Regions from separate parts of the Homo sapiens genome. Here region 1 is linked to region 2. The links are chromatin loops, found by intact Hi-C in ENCODE. Cell type or tissue: heart left ventricle. All regions are shown on one strand. Each heading gives the region's core, and the rest is flanking DNA. Links, peaks and the distances in the headings are about the cores only. Region 1 overlaps PRKCB (protein kinase C beta). Region 2 holds the start of LINC02194 (long intergenic non-protein coding RNA 2194).

Region 1 (5,380 bases), core at 153-5,152, 60 kb after region 2:
TTGGGGAGCTCATAGAATCTTTGAGGAGACTGAAGAACCAGATTAAGAGTCTATACAGCCTGAAACAATGCCTAACTGCAACTCAGGGCTTGTCCAGTGACACCACCACCCAAGCTGCCATGGGACACACACATCACCCCTTGTTCCACGAAGCCCTAATGCTGGACTCTGCCTATTGCTATTAAGACCCTCTTCTCTTGCCTCTGGAAAGTAGTTGCTGATAATTACTATGGTCACTCTTGATTCTATGCTTTCTGCTTCCTTGGCCGCTAGTTTCTGATTCAAGGTCTTGAGTAAGTATGACCAACTGTCAGAGCTTGGGTTGTGTGCCTGCCCTGGCTACAGGTGGGCTGTGAAATGAGTATCTGTCATTTTCATTATTTATAGTAGAAGATTGACTCTGTTCTTCCACATACACAAAAGAAGGGTTCAGATGCAGACTGGCTTAAAAGATTGATAAATACCCCTTTAAAGACCATATTAATAGTGGAAGATGAAAGGGAGAGTGTGTAGTTAGTTTAGGAAAAGGGGCTTTGGAATAGGTATCATCTTAGCACCTGAAATGCTAATCTTTTAATTTTACCACCTGCCTGGCCAGTGAGCCGGATCCATGGATCCCAGATCCCAGTGCGGCTTCCTGATTGATTAGAAACTAGCCCTGAATCACAACTCAATTGACCGGAACACTAATTATTTCCTCTCCTGTTTCCTACAATGGGAGTGGATTTTCTTCCAATAAACTTGTAGTTCCATATTTAATCTTCTCAAGAACCCAGTTGGTTCTATTTTAGTAGAGGCACATCCCACATAGGAGTTAGGTCCTAATGTCAGCACCCAAGTTGAAAATCATGTAGAGTGAAAAATCACCCATGATGCCTGTCTCTTTGGTTAAGCACCAGCTGAAGTCATCGGCTTGAATTTAGGGATCATGTCATATGGCGGATCATGTGTACTTTTTTTTTTTTTTTTTGAAATGGAGTTTCATTCTTGTTGCCCAGGTTGGAGTGCAACGGGGTGATCTCAGCTCACTGCAACCTCTGCCTCCCGGGTTCAAGCAATTCTCCTGCCTCAGCCTCCCGAGTGGCTGGGATTACAGACATGTGCAACCACACCCAGCTAATATTCGTATTTTTTAGTAGAGATGAGGTTTCACCATGTTAGCCAGGCTGGTCACCAACTCCTGACCTCAGGCAATCCGCCTGCCTCGGCCTCCCTATGTGTTGGGTTTACAGGCATGAGCCACTGCGCCCAGCCTCATGTGCACCTTTCAAAACCAGAATAATATTCAGCACAAAAAGATGTTGTCACTATGAGAGTCAAAAGAGAAACTAAGGGAATTAGAGGATTTCCATGTGCCATTTCATGCACACATAGTGAACGTGTTCATTGAGGGCAAACATGGGCATGGGCAGAATGATCATACTATTTAAAATTTAAATTCTTCTTTTTTTAGAGACATGGTCTTGCTCTGTTGCCCAGGCTGGAGTGCAGTGGCACAATCATAGCTCACTGCAGTTTCGAACTCCTGGGCTCAAGTGATCCTCTTGCCTCAGCTTCTAAATTCTTCTTCTTCTCTCTATTTTTACATTTTCACTAGGATCACCCACATGCCAAGTAAAACCACTCCTCTTCTTGACCTTCTTCCCTCCATCATTAGGAGAAAGTAGGAATGGCGGGGACTTTGTGCCCTCAGAATAAGATCATCCTTCCCCCTATAGATTCCATATCACCACTTCAGGTGTGACTAAAAGCCCCAGGACTCTGAAAGCCTCTGACAAGGTCCCCACTTCCCATTTCTCCATCCTACCAGCATCCCATAGCCTGGCCTCCGCTATCTGCCTTGTACTTACCAGGGCTAATCTTAACATGCCTTTTTTTTTTTTTTTTTTTTTTGAGACAGGGTCTTGCTGTGTCACGCAGGCTGGAATGCAGTAGTATGATCACAGCTCATTGCATCCTTGAATTCCTGGGCTCAATTGATCCTCCCACCTCAGCCTCCTGAGTAGCTAGGTCTATAGGTATGCACCATCACACCTGGCTAATTTTATTTTATTTTTAGAGATGTGGGCCTCACTATGTTGCTTAGGCTGGTCTGGAGCTCCTAGCTTGAAGCACCCCTCCTGCCTCAGCCTCCCAAAGCGTTGGGATTACAGGTGCTAGCTACTGTGCCCAGCCCCCTCATGCCTTTTAATCCCATATCCCGCAGTTAAGGCAAAAGGCCCAGGACTCTCAAGTCACCCCTAACTCTCCAGGCCCTCATCATCATGCTCTCTACAGAATGAGAGAGAACCCTCCAACACCCAGTGTACACCAGCACCCTCCCCTGCTTGATTTATCTCCATAGTACTTATCACTACTTGGCAGACTATGTTTTTATGATTCACTTATCTAACTCCCACCATGAGAAAGATAAACTCCACGGGGGCAAGGGGTTTCATCTGTTTTATTCACTTCTGTATGCCCACCACCCAGAAGAGTGCCTAGAATATAGTAGGATTTGATAAATGTGTGTCAAACACATGAATGGAAGAGACTCTTGTGGTTCTTCATAATCTTTGAAATAGACCCCCACCCATGCCAAATGCTATTTGGAGGCCTCATACCTTGCAGCCTCTCTTGCATAACAAACCAGCCCAAGCCTGCCCTGGCTATGCCATTTGCATCAATGTAGTACAAGGAGAATTGTACGCCCTGGACTTGCTGACAAATAGCAGCCTCGGGTGCAATCGTCTGCCTTGCATGAAATATAAAATGGTATGACTCATGCAGCTATGATCATCCATTTGCTCCTCCAAAAACCAGCAAATGCCAAGTCCTGAACTTAATCCTGTCTTTCAGGGCAGCCACTCAGAGATCCATTTCCAAGTTGTACTTACATAGCAGAAAAAAATAAATAAATAAAAAATGTTTCATAATAATGTGATCCATCACATTCTGCCAGCCAAAATTCTTTGCCTGCTCCTCAAATGTAGGGTCCACAAGCAAGAGAAAGAAGTACTGAGGTCCTCTCTGTGAGTCTCCTCTTAGAGCAAACAGTCTCCTGTTTGAGGCTCTGAACCATCATTGGTGACACAGTCCACCGAGATTTTCTACCACCATATAGAGCTGCCCAAACTTTGCCAGGGCAGTGGGCGATGCTGCCTGGCAGAACACATGCCCAAGTTAGTTCTGGAGGATTCCTCCCCCACCGCGGATTCTAATTTTAAAAGCAGCTGAAGAAAGAGGCAGGGCAGGGAGGAGCTGAGGGAGATGAAGAGATGGAAAGTACAGCAGTGTTCACTTACCGGTAAATGATGCCCTTACTCTGTAAGAAGAACAGACCGATGGCAATTTCTGCAGCGTAAAATCTGAAATTAAAAAAAAAAAAAAAGCGATGGAGAAACTCAAGGACACCATATGCTTGGCAATGCTCAGAATTCAATACAATATTGAACTAGGTGTAGGACATTAAAGAACCCATGGATGGTCAGCTATATAGCTCATAAAGTGCTGAAAGTACAGATGGATTCAAAGGGTGGTTTAGAGGGTGATGGGGTTGCCTTAAGGACAAACTGGGGGTAGGCAGAAGTTCAGCAATTGTATAGTGGAGAAGGGGACATGGGATATGATGAACTGGATGAAGGATTATAGTTTCACTAGCTGGGCAACATAGTGAGACCTTGTCTCTACTAAAAATAAAAGAAAAAAAATAACTGGGTGTGGTGGCACATGCCTGTGATCCCAGCTACTCGGAAGGCTGAGGCAAGAGGATCGCTTGATCCCAGGTGATCAAGGCTGCAGTGAGCTATGGTCAGGACCAATGCATTCCAGTCTGAGCAACAGAGTGAGACCCTGTCCCCCACCCCCCCAAAAAAGAGAGAATTATACTTTCAGACTATATAGCAAGTTAAATTATCTTAACAATAGCAGCTAACATCTGTTGAAGGTTTACCATCTCCCCAGCACCATTTTAGGCATTACCTGACTTAATCCTAATAACAATCCTGTAAGGTAGGTCCTACTAGTATCTCCCCATTCCTCAAATGAGGAAACTGAGGGTTAGAGAGATTAACTTGGGCAAGTTATATAGTGAATGAATGGCGCAGCTGGAATAAGAAACAACATCTGTCTAAAGTGTAACCTCTTATTGAAGGTCAGCACAGAAAGAAAGAGGTTTCAAGAGAACTGGGAAGCCCAGTTATGCCACAAAGGTTGGGCAGGGCTTTGGGGAACTATGTAAAGTGTCTTGACATGTCTTGTGTGACAATGGAATTAAAGCCTGTGGTCAATTAGATGTTAGAAGTAAAAGCAAAGCTAGTCCTATTAGAGTCATGCCAGGAGATACAAATGGCTAGATTTGGAAGCACAAGAATAATGCAAATCCTATCAGAACATAGTGCTCACAACCTGTCCAGGTGGGAGGAGAGGGGGCAAGCTGAACTGGGTAGGAGCCACCAAGCCTCTAGTATGACAAGGTGGGGTTCTAGATGAGCTCTGGGGGCTCTCTGGAGAGGCAATAAGATCTTAGAAAACTCCCCAGGAGAGGTTATCATTGCTAATTCCTATAACTTGCCATGTTCCTAAGCAGGGGAATGACATGATGAAATCTGTGTTCTAAAAAGAAGAGACTGTAGCTGCCTTTTGAACCGAAGGGGATGGAATTGACTCAGCAGAGGAAACACATTTCCAACAACCCAGAATCAGTCTCCCCATCACAGGAACCACAGACCATTGCCACCGAGCACCTTGATCCTTCACCCCCATGGAGTGAAGGCATCTAAGACGGAGAGTGGTGTAAGATAAAGAACATGGGCAAAGAAAAACCGGGGTCAGAATTTGGGAACTGCTTCTTACTAGCTCCATGATTTTGGGCAAGCTTTCAAAACCTTGCATCTCCATTTCCTTGTTTGTAAAGCAGGGATGGTAGCATCTCCCTCCCAGAGTTATTCTCAAGGTTAAGTGAGACGATGTTTGTTAAGCACTTAGGGCCTGGCTTATAGTAAGTTCTCAATAAATATTAGCAAATGGACACATAAAATCTACAATGATAATCCCCAAGGAAGATATAGGGCCTTTCTAAGCAGTCAGGGACATGAATTAGAAATAAATAAATAGCTGTGGTTTTAGAGCTTTGAGTTTTGTTTTATTTTTAGGAGAGACTACAGCTGTGCGCCACCATGCCCAGCTAAGTTTTTTATTTTTTATAGAGACGAGATCTCGTCATGGTGCCCAGGCTGGCCTCTAACTCCTGAGCTCAAGTGATCCTCCAACCTCAGCCTCCCAAAACACTGAGATTACAGGTATGAGCCATGGTGTCTGTCTGAGCTTCAGGTTCTTAGCTGGTGTCAGAAAAAAAAGAAGTATCTCATATTAAGCAGAACACCTTTCTTCCCTGGCTAAA
Region 2 (5,380 bases), core at 139-5,138:
ATGAATCAATAACGACCTCACCCTTGCAGCCTCCTAGCTGTGTGTTCTGGACAATTTTAAAAAAATAATAAAGACAGGGTATCACCATGTTTTCCAGGTTGGTCCTGAACTCCTGGCCTCAAGTGATCCTCCCTATCTGCCTCCCAAAGTGCTGGAATTACAGGTGTGAGTCACCATGCCCGACCCCTCTGGACAACTTAAGTATTTGAGCTCAGTTCCAAAAATGAAAATGACAATACTGCTGGCTGGGCGCAGTGGCTCACGCCTGTAATCCCAGCACTTTGAGAGGCTGAGGAGGGCGGATCACCTGAGGTCGGGAGTTCAAGACCAGCCTGACCAACATGAAGAAACCCTGTCTCTACTAAAAAAAAAAAAAAAAAAAAAAATACAAAAAATTAGCCAGGTGTGGTGTCAGGTGCCTATAATCCCAGCTACTCCGGAGGCTGAGGCAGGAGGATCACTTGAACCCGGGAGGCGGAGGTTGTGGTGAGCTGAGATTGTGCCACTGCATTCCAGCCTGTGCAACGAGAGCAGAACTCCATCTCAAAAAAAAAAAAAAAAAAGAAAGAAAGAAAAAGAAAGAAAGAAAAGAAAAGAAAATGACACTATTATGTTGTTTTTGAGCAAAAAAAGAAAAAAAGAATAAAATAAAATAAAATAATGCAGGTAGAGACCTTAGCCCTCAAGAAGTAGTACCACGAATCATCATCATCATCCATATTATTTAAACGTAAAAGCACTCTCAGAAAGGCAAGTGGAAAGTCTCCCAGACAAAGTTTTATAAGAGTGAAGTTTATTCATTTTGGAGTCAAATCAGACAAGTCAAGCAGCTAATTTTTAATTTAATTTTTTTTTGCCAGGGTTCAAGGAGTGATCAAGTTTTACAGGAACTAATTCACACTAACCATTTCTAATGGCAATCATTTATTGTTATCTTTCACTGTTCTGGAAATTAACTGGGATCAGCTATGTGGTTCTTGCTCAGAATCCTTCCCTGGTTGTGGTTAGATGGTGCTGGGACTGAGGTCATCTCAAAGGCTTTCCCACTCACATATCTAGTGATTGTTGCTGGCTGCTGGGTGGGACTTTAGCAGGGGTTATCAGAAGGAGCACCTCTCCATGGCTTCTGTGTGGCTTGAGCTTCCTCACAGCATGGTGGCTGGGTTTCAAGAAGGAGCATTGCAAGACATGGAGCCATGTAGAAGTTCTAAAGCCTTTCCTAACCTAGCCTTGACATCACAATGCATTATTTATGCCACATTCTACTCATTAGAAGCCAGACCATATTCAAGGGGAAGGGAAATTAGTCTCTACCTCTTGATGGGATGAGCATCAAGGAACTGGACATGTTTTAAGACCATGATACCAATCAAATTGATAGAAAATTGATGTATGGATCAGGTAATTCTTTAACAATTAACAATAATAAATATGATTGTCAAATGGATCAGGACATTCATATCAGCTCATCAATGCATTCTTTCTCCTGATAGGCATTATAGTATGATGACTAAGTTGTAGTTCTGAATTTATACTGAGCAAGATTAAAATGCTATCCACCTATTAATTTTGTGACTCTAGGCAAGTTCCTTGACCTCTCTAAGCAGGTTTCTTCTTTGGAGAGTGGATGAAGAGTGCTGGCACATGGGGAGCATTCAATATATGGTGATGACCATTGTAAGCTCCTACTTCTCCCTCAAGTCAAGTCCTTTGTTACAGATGCTCTAACCAGACATAAGGCATGCTTATTTCTAAAGAGGAGGCAAGGATGGAGGGCTCCTTGTCCTTACCTGGGTCACCTGTGGGACTTGACTTCCACTCTCCTCATCATGCTGACAGTTCTCAAGTGGGCCCCTCTAAAGGCTGGATTCCAGGCTGCTGGGGTGGGTGAGCATGGCAACATCCTCATCACAGCAGGCACGTGGCCAGGGACTCAGATCTGCCAGTGTGGGCGCCAACACTCTCTCCCCAGAAAAGCTGCTTGAAGGCATAGACTAGGGGAAGGGAAGATTAAAAATAAAGAGTGGTCATGTTCAGTTTTGAAATTAAAAGAGAGGCATGGACTCAAAGGCCCTTCAATTCTCTTGGCTTTGGGAGGAAGAGGGTGCTGAGTAGGGGGGACATGGTCGGGGAGCACCACGGGGCTTCCTTTCCCCAGAACCCTAATTCATGGGAACACCCAGAACTGGGCAACTGCATCTCATGGCTCACAGTTGTGGTCTCGCCTGAAACATAAATGTTTCATTTGCTTTGCAGGGTTTGTGAACTAGCAGTCTTGGTGTTTATTTTGTTTGTCCCTTACAGAGATTTTAAATTCTAAATTGTAAATGAGTTTCAATTGAGCATTGGCTTTCCAGTTAGCTCCAGAACTCCGTATTATCTGCGTCCAGCCTGCTCTCATCATCTACATCGTATACTTTCCTGGCTTCAATGATAGACATTCAGTTTGGTTGCATCCTACTTGCTTTGTGCTTTCTCTGCTCTTACAATGTCTCAAACTTACATGTATGGAGCACCCAGTGTATTATCAGTTATAACCTCAATTACTACCCCAGAAACCCTACAAGAGAGGGATCGTCACTCCATAGAGAAGGCAGCTAAGGATCACAAGAACTGACTTACCTGAAAGAGTATGGTTTGTGAAAATGGTAGAGCTGGTATTTGGATCCAGGTAGTATCATTTAGGCTTTGTTTCAGTTGCAAGTGGCAGAAAATGCACTTCAAATTGGTTTAATTCAAGGGAAAAAAAGGATAGCAATCGATTGGCTCAAGTAGCTGAGAAGTCCAGGCATGCCTGAATCCAGGAGTTCAAACTCCATCTCTCAGCTCCAGTTGCCTCTATGTTGCACCATTTTGAGGCCAGACCTATCCTTGCGGTGGCAAAGTGGTTCCTAGTACCTCCTAGCCAAGAACCTATCCTCTCACCCACCCCAGTCAGGAAGAGAGAGCTTTTATTTCCCAATAGCTCTATCTATCTATCTATCATCTATTTAATGCCCAGAGCGTGATGACTCAGACAAGAATAGAATCACACAAGTGGCCAGGCATAGTGACTCATGCCTACAATCCGAGTGATTTAGGAGGCTGAGGCGGGAGGATTGCTTGTGCCAAGGAGTTCAGCACCAGCCTGGGTAACATAGCAAGATCCCATCTCTACAAAAATATAAAAAATTTAGGTGAGCTTCGTGATATGCACCTGTAAGTCCCAGCTACTTGGGAGGTTGAAGCAGGAGGCTCGCTTGAGCCCAGGAGTTCGAGGTTGCAGTGAGCAAAGATTGCACCACTACACTCCAGCCTAGGTGACAAAGAGAGATCCTGTCTCAAAAGGAAAAAAGAAAAAAAGGACATAATCACCTCAGAACCAATCATTATGGCCAGAGGTATAAGATTGTCAGAGGTGTGAGAACCAGAGCAACTCCATCTTGAATAGGGACTGGGTAAAATAAGTCTGAAGCCTACTGGGCTGCATTTCCAAACGATTAAGGCATTCTAAGTCACAGGATGAGATAGGAGGTTGGCACAAAATACATGTCATAAAGACCTTGCTGATAAAACAGGTTGCAGTAAAGAAGCAGCCAAAACCCACCAAAACCAAGATGGCCACAAGAGTGACCTCTGGTTGTCCTCATTGCTACATTCCCACCAACGCCACGGCAGTTTACAAATGCCATGGCAACATCAGGAAGTTACCCTATATGGTCTAAAAAGGGGAGGCATGAATAAGCCACCCCTTCTTTAGCATATAACCAAAAAATAACTGTAAAAACGGGCAACCAGCAGCCCTTGGGGATGCTATCTATGGAGTAGCCATTCTTTCATTCCTTTACTTTCTTAATAAACTAGCTTTCACTTACTGTATAGGCTCTCCCTGAATTCTTTCTTGCATGAGAGCCAAGAATCCTCTTTTGGGGTCTGGATTGGGACCCCTTTCCTGTAACAAGATGAGTTTAGGTCATAGTCTCCTGCTTGAAGCCTTGGGTAGGGTTAGGCCCACCTGAATCACAGTGAGCAAGAATGAGGGATGGAACAGGAAAGATGTGTTCTTTCCAGAAGGGAAAATGTCCACTACCTAAGCTAGCAAAGAAGCTTGTTTCCTTTACTATAGGCTTCAGAGGTCTTGAGCACCTTCCGTTAAGGGTGATTAGGTAAACACATCATACACTAAATGGGGCTGCTCCTACAACCCTAGTATCCAGAGGAAGTTGACTCTATGTGCTGATCTTTTAGAAAACACTTGTCATTATTGTCTTTCCAGAATCCATTACCCTTTCTTTTTATTTTTTTTTGGGGGGGTGGGGCGGGCAGGGACTGAGTTTCGCTCTTATTGCCTAGCCTGGAGTGCAATGACACGATCTCGGCTCACTGCAACCTCAGCATTCTGTGTTCAAGTGATTCTCCTGCCTCAGCCTCCCAAGTAGCTGGGATTACAGGCATGCACCTTCACACCAGGGTAATTTTGTATTTTTAGTAAAGATGGAGTTTATCCATGTTGGTCAGGCTGGTCTCGAACTCCCGACTTCAGGTGATCCACCTGCCTGGCCTCCCAAAGTGCTGGGATTACAGGCATGAGCCACCACATTGGCCCCTTTCTTCTTTTAATTACACCACCATTTTCTTCTGGGAAACTGCCCATTTCCCAAGCAATTCAAAGGGATTATCTCTTACCTCTACCCTACTTCAGGGGCAAGTACGGTGACTCAAGTTTGGCAAGTCTGATATTTATCCTCTGGGCTAAGATAATTAAGTTAGAGATAAATATTCAAGCTGAGGCAATAAAACCCAGTCTCAGAACTTTTTTTGGAACTACTGAAAAAAATAAATTCTCCTTCCATTGGTATTACTAAGACTTGAGGATGGTGGTTGGAGATTCTGGGAGCCACCAAAGAAAATAAAGCCATGGTGAAAAAAATAGATGAAGGTGGAGAGTAACAGCTTTCTCATATTGCGTGAGTCCATAGACCCATTTGTACCTGAAGCCAGAAAGACCTAAGGCCTCTTTAGTTACCTAAACAAATATACAACCATTTTTCCCTTTTAATTGCCTTAGTTTGAGGTGGGTTTTGCCACTTGTGACCCTAAGAAGGTCAAACATGTAGGGTTTTTTTTGTTGTTGTTGTTTGTTTTGTTTTGTTTTGTTTTTCTTAGACGGAGTCTCGTTCTCTTGCCCAGGCTGGAGTGCAGTGGCGCAATCTTGGCTCACTCTGTCTCCTGGGTCCAAGGCATTCTCGTGCCTCAGCCTCCTAAGTAGCTAGGATTACAGGTGCATGACCTGTAAGACATTACCACGCCCAGCTAATTTTTTGTATTTTTAGTAGAGATGGGGTTTCACCATGTTGGCCAGGCTGCTCTCAAACTCCCAGCCTCAAGTAATCCACCCGCC

The links. Peaks named below come from ENCODE experiments on the same cell type or tissue, not always from the same donor. Only the 100,000 strongest peaks of a DNase experiment are listed, where the experiment ranks them.
Region 1: a loop joins it to region 2, with 4 times the contacts of the local background. A loop is called at or near these places in 2 of 110 quality-filtered maps.

What each region holds. Positions count from the first base shown.
Region 1 is chr16:24,172,485-24,177,864 of GRCh38, reverse strand. It overlaps PRKCB (protein kinase C beta), which reads right to left. Exons shown (of 17, transcript NM_002738.7): 12 at 3,285-3,347. Among named protein-coding and RNA genes, the nearest start is that of MIR1273H, 28 kb to the left of the region's middle. In heart left ventricle, for the core only: no CTCF peak of the experiment used is centred there; no DNase peak of the experiment used is centred there.
Region 2 is chr16:24,232,547-24,237,926 of GRCh38, reverse strand. LINC02194 (long intergenic non-protein coding RNA 2194) reads right to left here and starts at 1,823. Exons shown (of 4, transcript NR_146569.1): 1 at 1,791-1,823. In heart left ventricle, for the core only: no CTCF peak of the experiment used is centred there; no DNase peak of the experiment used is centred there.